Regions from separate parts of the Homo sapiens genome. Here region 1 is linked to region 2. A link is a contact called in ENCODE Hi-C or POLR2A ChIA-PET data. All regions are on one chromosome and are shown on one strand. The core of a region is the stretch at or near the end of the contact, and the rest is flanking DNA. Distances in the headings are between cores, read along the strand shown.

What was found. A loop is a pair of places that touch in the nucleus more often than their neighbours do. ChIA-PET counts read pairs that join two places held with the same protein, here RNA polymerase II (POLR2A).
Region 1: a loop to region 2 is called in a map of PC-9, with 4 times the contacts of the local background. The contact joins two enhancer-like sites. A Hi-C loop is called at or near these places in 3 of 168 maps with a recorded cell type or tissue (PC-9, ascending aorta and endothelial cell of umbilical vein). POLR2A ChIA-PET finds 5 or more read pairs at or near these places in 2 of 52 experiments (HEK293 and OCI-LY7).

Annotation. Positions count from the first base shown.
Region 1 is chr15:36,391,200-36,395,926 of GRCh38, reverse strand. No RefSeq gene overlaps it. Among named protein-coding and RNA genes, the nearest start is that of CDIN1, 190 kb to the left of the region's middle. Within about 2 kb of position 3,131, at least 2 of the 41 ENCODE cell types and tissues checked have a DNase peak (open chromatin) inside an H3K27ac peak, as active enhancers do; they include PC-9, where a contact is called at or near this core.
Region 2 is chr15:36,425,549-36,429,802 of GRCh38, reverse strand. No RefSeq gene overlaps it. Among named protein-coding and RNA genes, the nearest start is that of CDIN1, 150 kb to the left of the region's middle. RefSeq lists an enhancer at 757-1,956. Within about 2 kb of position 1,547, at least 6 of the 41 ENCODE cell types and tissues checked have a DNase peak (open chromatin) inside an H3K27ac peak, as active enhancers do; they include PC-9, where a contact is called at or near this core.

The DNA.
Region 1 (4,727 bases), core at 1,882-4,381, 35 kb after region 2:
CTGAAATTTAAGTGGGTTCTTGGTTACAACTCATGAATACATAACATATTGAAATACTGGGGGATTTATTTTTTCCTGAGTTAACAAACACAGGTCACTGCCCTAGTTTGTGGTTTTTTTTTCCTCTCTTCTGGGTATGCTCTGTCATGTTCAAATTCATATCTCTGTAACTCTGAAGTCTGTGTTCCTTTCACTAAATGTAATTTCTCTTTTAATCTCAATCTTCCCTATCCTTTGTTTTCTCCTGTATGTCTATGGGTCAGATAGAACTTTGGTGGCAAGTAATAGAAAAAAGCAGAAAAGAAGGCATAAAAGCAAGGATCCCTTTTTTTTTCTCCAAAGTATTGAAGTTAAATGATTTTAAGACTAGATTTAAAAAAATCTCGTTAAGCTCTCATTTAAATGTGGGGGTGTCATAAATAATACAAAGCATCAGAAAATATATCACACTAAGACAATCTTTAAAGAGCTGAATGTATTAGAGGTTGTACTCCAAAAATAAGAGAAATACATAGAGAAGGTAGTAATAAAGTAAATGGAAAGTGAGGGTGTAACTTACTAAGTGTTAGTTGTATTTTTTAAAAAGGCATGAAAAATAAAACAAGCAAAAATAAGAACTGGACAATACAAAATTAAAAATTCAGACATGATGACCTGGGTGGGGCTAAAGGAAGAGCTGAAGTACACGTCCTGCTTTACTGAGGAGAGGTAAGGATACAGATACAGTTAAGAAATTATTAGAGAAAGATAAACATAATGTGAATGAGTAATGACCAGAAGAATAAAAAGTGAATGCATGATTTTAAGGTTAGAAGAAAATTCATACTAATCAAGAGAAAAGGGAAAAGAAGAAAAATAAATAAATAATAATTAAAAAGATGAGGAAAGATTTAACAGAAAATGGACACAATTCACTAATCAAACATAGAAAGAAATTCAATTGGCATCACAAAGAGAGAGACAGCTGATGTTAATAGAGCTGTACGTAACTGTTACTGATATTCATCCTTTCAAGGACAAAAATCTAATTTCGTCACAAAGCATACCCTCTACGAAGAAAAATATAACTTAAACACCCTTAAATAATATTTGTGTTGGATATGAAATCTATAGCAATAATGAAATAGCCACAAACAAGCTGCCCTTTGTCAGGGTATACTCTCACGCTCCATGCCAGGCTGCCTTCCTTGAGAATCTCCCCCTTGCTTAGGCTCTAAAACCTTGTTCTAGGCTGTCCAGGTGTGTGCAGAAGTTTAAAGCTGGATTCATATCTTATGCCATGTGTGCCGGTAGATACCAAATGAATTAAAGACCTAAATGTGAATGGTACAACCATAACACAAAGAATAAAATGTAGGAGACTATCTTAGTGATCTAGAGATTAACAAAAACAACTTCTCATGCAAGATTCAAAAATAAGAAGCCATAGGTTAAAACAGAGAGAAAAATATGACAATATCAAAATAAAGGATTCCTACTGGATGAAAAAAAGCACCATAGTCACATACTGAGAAGAGATATTTGAAACGTCTAAAACTTACAAGGAATTCGTATCTAGAATAGAAAAGAAAACTGAAAATTCCCAAGAAAAAAGCATAAAATACGGAAGGAAAGTGTACAAAAGTTATACACAATTTCACAGAAAAACTCGAAATCGAATAGATGTTTGAAGAAATGATTAATAGCAATAGTTATCAGAGAAATGTTAATTAGGACAATAATGAGATGGACTTGGCCGGGTGCGGTGGCTCACGCCTGTAATCCCAGCACTTTGGGAGGCCAAGGCGGGCGGATCACGAGGTCAGGAGATCGAGACCATCCTGGCCAACATGGTGAAACCCCATCTCTACTAAAAATACAAAAAATTAGCCTGGCGTGGTGGTGGGCGGCTGTAGTCCCAGCTACTCGGGAGGCTGAGGCAGGAAAATGGCATGAACCCGGGAGGCGGAGTTTGCAGTGAGCCGAGATCGCGCCACTGTACTCCAGCCTGGGAGACAGTGAGACTCTGTCTCAAAAACAACAACAACAACAACAAATAATGAGATGGACTTAACACCCAACAACATGCATTCCATAAGGACAAATGGAATATCAGAAAAGTAAAGTGGCAAGTTTTAGTGAGTAGTGAGGAATTTTCATAGGGAAGTTTGGTACCATTTGTTAAGATTATGTCTACCTCTGCCCAACAATCAGTGAGTATCCTGGAGAAATTCTTCCCTTTCACTGCAGAGTGATATGTCAAAACAATTCTTCCGTCTTTGTTGATGGGGAATTGGGTTCATCAACAGAGAAATGGAAAAGTAAGATATGGTCTATTAATATATGTTATAAAGCAATATGTGCACAAAAAGCAACCAGCTGGATGTAGAAATAAAAATTTGGGTAGATTTTTAAGAACAGTGTTAATAGGACAAAAGTAAAAAGTGGAACGCAATTTATAGCATAATAGCTTTTGTGTCATGTAAACATATAAGCACAAAAAACTGTACTATGTATTTTACAAGGCTAGGTGCATATTTAAGGAAATATAGTAAACATGTTTAAGTGGGTGCATAGGAAGGCAGGGTAGTAGAAGCAGGAGCTGAACATAAAGAGGCAAATAAACAAGTGAGGGTCTTGGGCAGACTGGTGTCCCAAGCTGGCGGGGTGGCTGGAGTGGTGGGAGTGGATCTCAATTGCTGGCCCCTCTCCAGCTGGAGCAGCTCTCTTTCTTGTGCATTATGAGGGTCTTCTGAGCAAGATTTCATGAGAGAAAAATTCCCAGTGCTGAAAAGCAGTTTTAAAGACATTGACCTAGTGGATAAAGTATTGTGCATGAAAGCAGGTGCCTTAAATTCCACAACCTGCCCCAACACAATCCGTGTGCCTTAGGGTGAAACCCTGAAACCGTCTGTCTTTGTTTTCCTATCTGTAAACTGAGAACAAAACACCTCTGTTTTTCTTAATCTCTCAAGATTGTTATGATAAAAAAAAGAGTCTGATGACCCTTGAAATTATATCTAAAATCAATGAGTCATGTAAGACAATACCTGTTGCTGCTCTATATTAATGTGTAGAGTTGTTCCCACCCAGAAATTCTTCTGTCGCACTTGTGAGCAGTAAAAAAGTACATGGAAGCAGGCTTAGGAATATGTCTGTGGAAATCTCTGTACTCATCCCGCCCCAAGTGAGTAATGAGATGAGGTCCAGGCTAGTTTCCTTTAGGATGAAATAAATAGTATGATTTACAAAATGTCTTATGTGTGTTACCTCCCTTCTCTTTTTCTGATTTATCTCTTTAATTAATCCAATGATTCTCTAACTTTTTGGTCCCAGAGACATTTTATGCTCTTGAAAATTATTGAAAACCCCACAGAGCTTTAACTTATGTGGGTTATATCTATTGATATTTACTGCACTAAATATTAAAACTGTGAAATTAAAAATATTTATTAATTAATTCATTTTAAAATAATACTAACAAACTGATTTTAGTTAACATAAATATTTTCCCAAATAACTAAATATTCCAAAATAAATGTTTCCCAAAAACAAAAAAATTAGGATAGTCTTATTGTTTTTATAGTTTCGCAAAAATTTTTAAAGATTCTTTATAACTGCTTCCAGAGGAATATGTTTAGTAAAATGCTTAGACATCAAATATAGTCTCAGAACATTTTATAGCATGGAATATATAACTTCCACATTTAGAAAATAGCCTAACACCAAATCTTTGTCTTTCATTTGTTATTGAAGGAGTATTTTCTGTTTTAAGCTTGATGAAAGAATCCAGGAGATTTTGACTTCAACATATTTGTCTCACAAATGACTTTTATAAGGAACATTAAACCTGTCTAGAATAACATTAGGTTGAACTACATAAAATTAGTAATATCTGACTACTCTTTTGACCTTTAAAAATAAAATTTTATACAGTTTTTCCTAATATTAAGGATAGCAGAGCAAAACCATTTGTATTCTTTAAAGAAATCCTTATTAAGGAGAACTTTACTTTGTTTAAGGAAGAATTTAGGTTATACTTTAAGAAAAATAGTTTTGCCATATTGGAAGGGCTTTCTGAAAAAGCTTGGTTTGTGGATTGAGTCCTGACTAATGGTGGAAGATTCAAGATGTTCTAGAAGTTTACGATAAAGTTTATCAGTTCTCACCTTTTAAGTCTAGCTATAGTAGATAACGTTTCACTTGAGATAACTGCTTTTAATTTTTTTGAAATCAAAATACTTACCAGATATTAGGGACAGGGTTGATAATACAAATCTTAAAATTGTTTATTTTTATTATTGCTAAATAGTGTTAATAGAACTCACTAAAATGGTACCAGTATAGCAATAATGCTTTTCTTTGAATTAGAAGCTATATGTTTGTCTATTCAAAATGCTTATTGTGATATATAATAGCGATATAAATATACATCCATGTGTTGACACTTTTTACCTACAATGTATTTCTTTTTAAACCAAAGCCCATCCTATCATACCCAGGAGTTACAGAAAGATATTGCTCACCATCGGTGCTTCATATTATAAAATACAAACAAATCGTTACTGTGTTCTCATATTTCTAATGTACTCGTACATTAGAAAGCAGTCACTTTTTAATTTATAGGAATCTAAATTTTAATCATTATTTCTTTCCTTGAACTGTGTGCTAGTTATAAATTATTCTAAAGACAGTGTGAAGTGTCAACAAATCTTATAAGACAGTATACCTCATTTAGTGTCTTAAAT
Region 2 (4,254 bases), core at 298-2,797:
AATAAAGATAAGTAGAGATAAATTCAGTTGAATTGAATCTACTTCTTCTGAGCATTTGGTTCTCAACGATTCCTGTCTCATTCTTGTCAGACTCAAATTAATAACTTTGCTAGATATTTATTACATAGTTAAAGCACCCTGGATGTTTATGTGTCTGTATGTTGGCATGTCTTTGGATCTGAGTTTTGAAAGATTAAAGTTCCAGCCTTTGGAATTTGGATATATGTTAATTAAAACAAAGCAAAATAAGCAAAGGAAAGCTTGGACTTTGATATTCAAAGACTTGATTCACTTTCCTACTTCTGGCCAATTTTTAAATCAACATTCTACTATATATCAGGCACTGGGTATGTCACCTAATTTGTGTGAACTTCAGTTTCTGGATCAGAAAGTTGAAATAAAGAGCATATCTGTTACTCAAAGTTGCTGCTATGAGGAAGAGATGTAACAATGTTTGAGAAAAGCATATTGTGATCTGTAAATTGTTATTACTCTTGTAATTATTAGTGTCAGGTGGACAGAAAGAATGAGAAAGACAATTTAGCTTGGGAGACTAGCATGAATTAAAGGCATGGAAATATAATGACATACAGAATGTTCGAGAATGACCAAAAGGCAGGTATGACTGGGATGTAAGGGTATAGAAGGAAGTTCTTCAGTGGAGCAGCAAAGTGCTTTATGGAGAGCCTGAATGCTGGGTTACAGAGTTTGCGCTTTATTCTAGGTCCAACAGGGAGTCCTTGAGGATTTTGAATGAGTACTACATCTTCTAGAAAAATTATCTCACATGCTAGAAAAGTGTCCATCCATACATTATCAATGAGGAGACCACAGAATAGTTTTATCCTTAAGCACTGAACAACATTTCTCTTTTGTTCTCCTTTTTCTCCTTGCCTGGCCGACATCATTCTTTGACTACCTTCAATAGTTTTCAGCCTTTGATGTACATTAGTAATTCCTGGCCTTTGCTCCAGCCTATTGAATTCACATCTGGGTGGTAGGGCCCAGGCCCTGCATTTGAAAAGTCAGTACAGGGGATTCTGATGTCAAGACAAAATTGAGAGCCATCTTTTGAACTTGTTCTGTACCTATTATCTCCCTGTGATATACAGAGGAGGCTCTTTAAACTGCAAGAAATATCCATACATTACAGTGGTCTATGATGAACATATAAGGGATATAAGAAAGAGAGAAAGCTCAACCACTTGGCCATGACTCAGGGAAACTGAAAAGAGCAGGCAGGGGCACTATGTCTTATGGGACAAGCAGAAACCACAGTATGCTTGAGTGTCCAGATAACTGGATCACAGTTCAGAGATAGGAAGATGACTCAGGATTCAGTAATGTGGGTGTCATCAACTGAGGTCCAGGGGTCCCTTCCCATTTTCTGCAGGGAATATGACTCAGCTACTTTCCCAGTCCCTGCTGGTTTCTCTGTGTGAATATTCACTCTAGCTCCTATTGCCTGGCAGACTTACTCATTATATCCTCAATGGAAATTCCAGAGAGGGACAACTGGATTAGTCCAGTGACTCATGGAGGAGCATCTGCTTTTGATGAAGTGCTTTCTCTTCAGTCGGGCCAATCACGATTGGGAGGCAGCGTCTTGAACGGTGGAATATGAGTAAGAACTTCTACAGAAGAGGCCAGGGCTTCCCAGAAGGGGGCTATTCAGTAACAGTAATTATCAGCAACCTCTATTTAGCACTTGAGCACATATCTAAATATTTTACATATGTGAAAATTCATTTAATTTTCATAACATGCATAATTTAATTGTTTTCATTTATTTGACAAATATATACAGCGTTGCTCTGTAGCAGGCACTGGTCTTAGTACCTTACAGATGTTGACTCCGTTGATAAAAACTTACGAGGTAACTACTATTGTTTTTTTCATTTTACAGACAAAGACAGTCACAGAGTTAACATGTTTTCTGAGGTCATACCACTAAAAGTGGAAAAACAATTATTTGAACCCAGGCACTCTGGCACATGCTTTATGAGATTCATTTCTTTGCACCCTCAGGTAACCCAAGGTGCTAAAAATCTACTTGTTCCTATTATGTATTCCAGGAGATATGTAAGGCTGACACACAGACTGGCGTGAGGAGGGCAGTTAGCCTGGTGCTTAGCTCTGAATGATCTCAGAGATCAGAATCTTTTCTTTTGAAGTTCTATGTATCTGGTACCCAATAAATGCTCAATAAATATCTATTGAATAACTATGGAATAAATGAATGAATAAATAGAATAAATACATAAGAAAATGAGATTTAAAAAACGTGAGCAGTTGAAGTGGAGTTTGAAGAAAGAAATTTTTGGTTGAGTGAAAAATCACATTTGATCATTTGAGAATGATAGTATTAAGAAAGAATGGTACGACTTGACTTCACCTCTTAACCTCCAGAGACTCCACTGAGAGCTAACCTAAATGTTTGAAAGATTTTTCTTCCTAGTCTTCTTAGCTTGTAAAATTTGAGCAATTAGACATGCCAATATTTAGGAAATAGTTGCTACTTTTCTAGCAAGACACTATGAGAATCAGTCATCATTTAGTATTTTGTTGTAAGTCTTGAGCTATAGTAAAAAAAATGTAAGTAGAAAAAGTTAAGTAAAATCGTATTGACTTAATATGTACATTAGGCATATTGGCATTTGAATGGGTTTAAATTTATTCATGCATTTTTAAAGGGAAAAATAGTGATTAAAAGGAAAACTCAGAGACTTTTTTGGGAACATAGTCTTTAAAAAAATTATAAAGAAAACATATTTTTACTTAATCAGCAGGACAAGTATAAGCTCATCAATAAAAATGGGGAGCACAAAATAAAGGCAAAGCAAGGCTGACGACAGCCTGGCTCTATTGTCTAACTGTGGAAGAAGCAGGAAAATAACAGCTGCAGACATGCAATAAACAAGCACAAGGGACTAAGTTGGAGCTTGATGCCAAATTAAACCTGTGCGTGAACCTTATTTGTTTCGTTGCAGTTAAGGAAAGACACTACCATTCAAATAGACAAGCTACATAAGACAGACTACGTATACACTGGAATCAGAGTCTCCAATCAGAAAGGGATTTTGTGTCTCTTTTCCTGTTAAGAACCTGGTTTAGACAGCTCTGCTACCTATAAACATTTGCTCTAATCAATTAGAGAAGGAGAGCCTAAGAAATGGTCATGCAAAATATTCGGACAATGTCACATGATGCCTGAAGACTGCTCTCATTTTAACTGGGATAAAGAGGACATTTCTCCATTCAAGAGCTGCTTCTGATTGTTCTATGTTTCTGATGCATTTTTACTAACGCAATACATAGGGTAATAAGATACTCATGTTACAGACACATTATGTAATAGTCTGTATCGTTTATATCCTTATTTGTTTTCAGGAAAATCAAGTTTTATTTTTACTTCTGTGAAACAATGTCATTTCAACTTATTTATACATATTCCTTTATCAGGAAATAATTTTATCCTGGATATCCCTTTAATGTCTTGCAAAATGTCTCCCCATTCTTTTTCATCTCTTAATATATTTTTCCCACCCCACTACCCAACTGTGGCCAAGATATGGAATATAAATAAATGGAAATATGCAGTAATTCTGGTTTGTAATTGAGAAATGTATATACTCATCACTTTCTTAGCAAGGTTTTAATAACAAACACTGAGTATAGGAAAAGACTAGCAGAATAGAAATCTTTAATTAGAATCTCTCAAAACCTACCTTTAAAAATTAATTCAAATAGGAAATTATTTAGATTAATTGACTTATTTACTGCTCTATTTTATCAAAATATTATTCTTTGTTGTCTGAATTGCTCTTATAGCTTCCTGTACCATAACAAGGTATCATAGTTACGTACCATATCATAGCTAGGGAGGAACTAGCTGTTTTAAGCAGTTTATAATCTGGGGAACAAAGGCAGGAAGAGGTTGAATTATATGCTTAAATTATGAGGCAAATAAGAAAATTCTTTTGAGTAACTCACCATTTGGTGATTCCCATTGGCCACTCTCTCATATCAAGTACCCCGTCTCTGATAAAGTTTATTGAAAACTGAATAAGAATTATTTTCTTGGTAATAAGTTAGAATCCATTCTGTAGGATGAAGCTAGTTTTAATTTTTCAGTAGTCTTCTTTAGATTGTCGTTGATGTGGCTGAATGTAGTGCTGTTAAGTACCCAGATCTGGAGCTGATGTTAATGGAGGATGAAGTGAGGAAGACATTTGGATGAATTCTAATTACAGC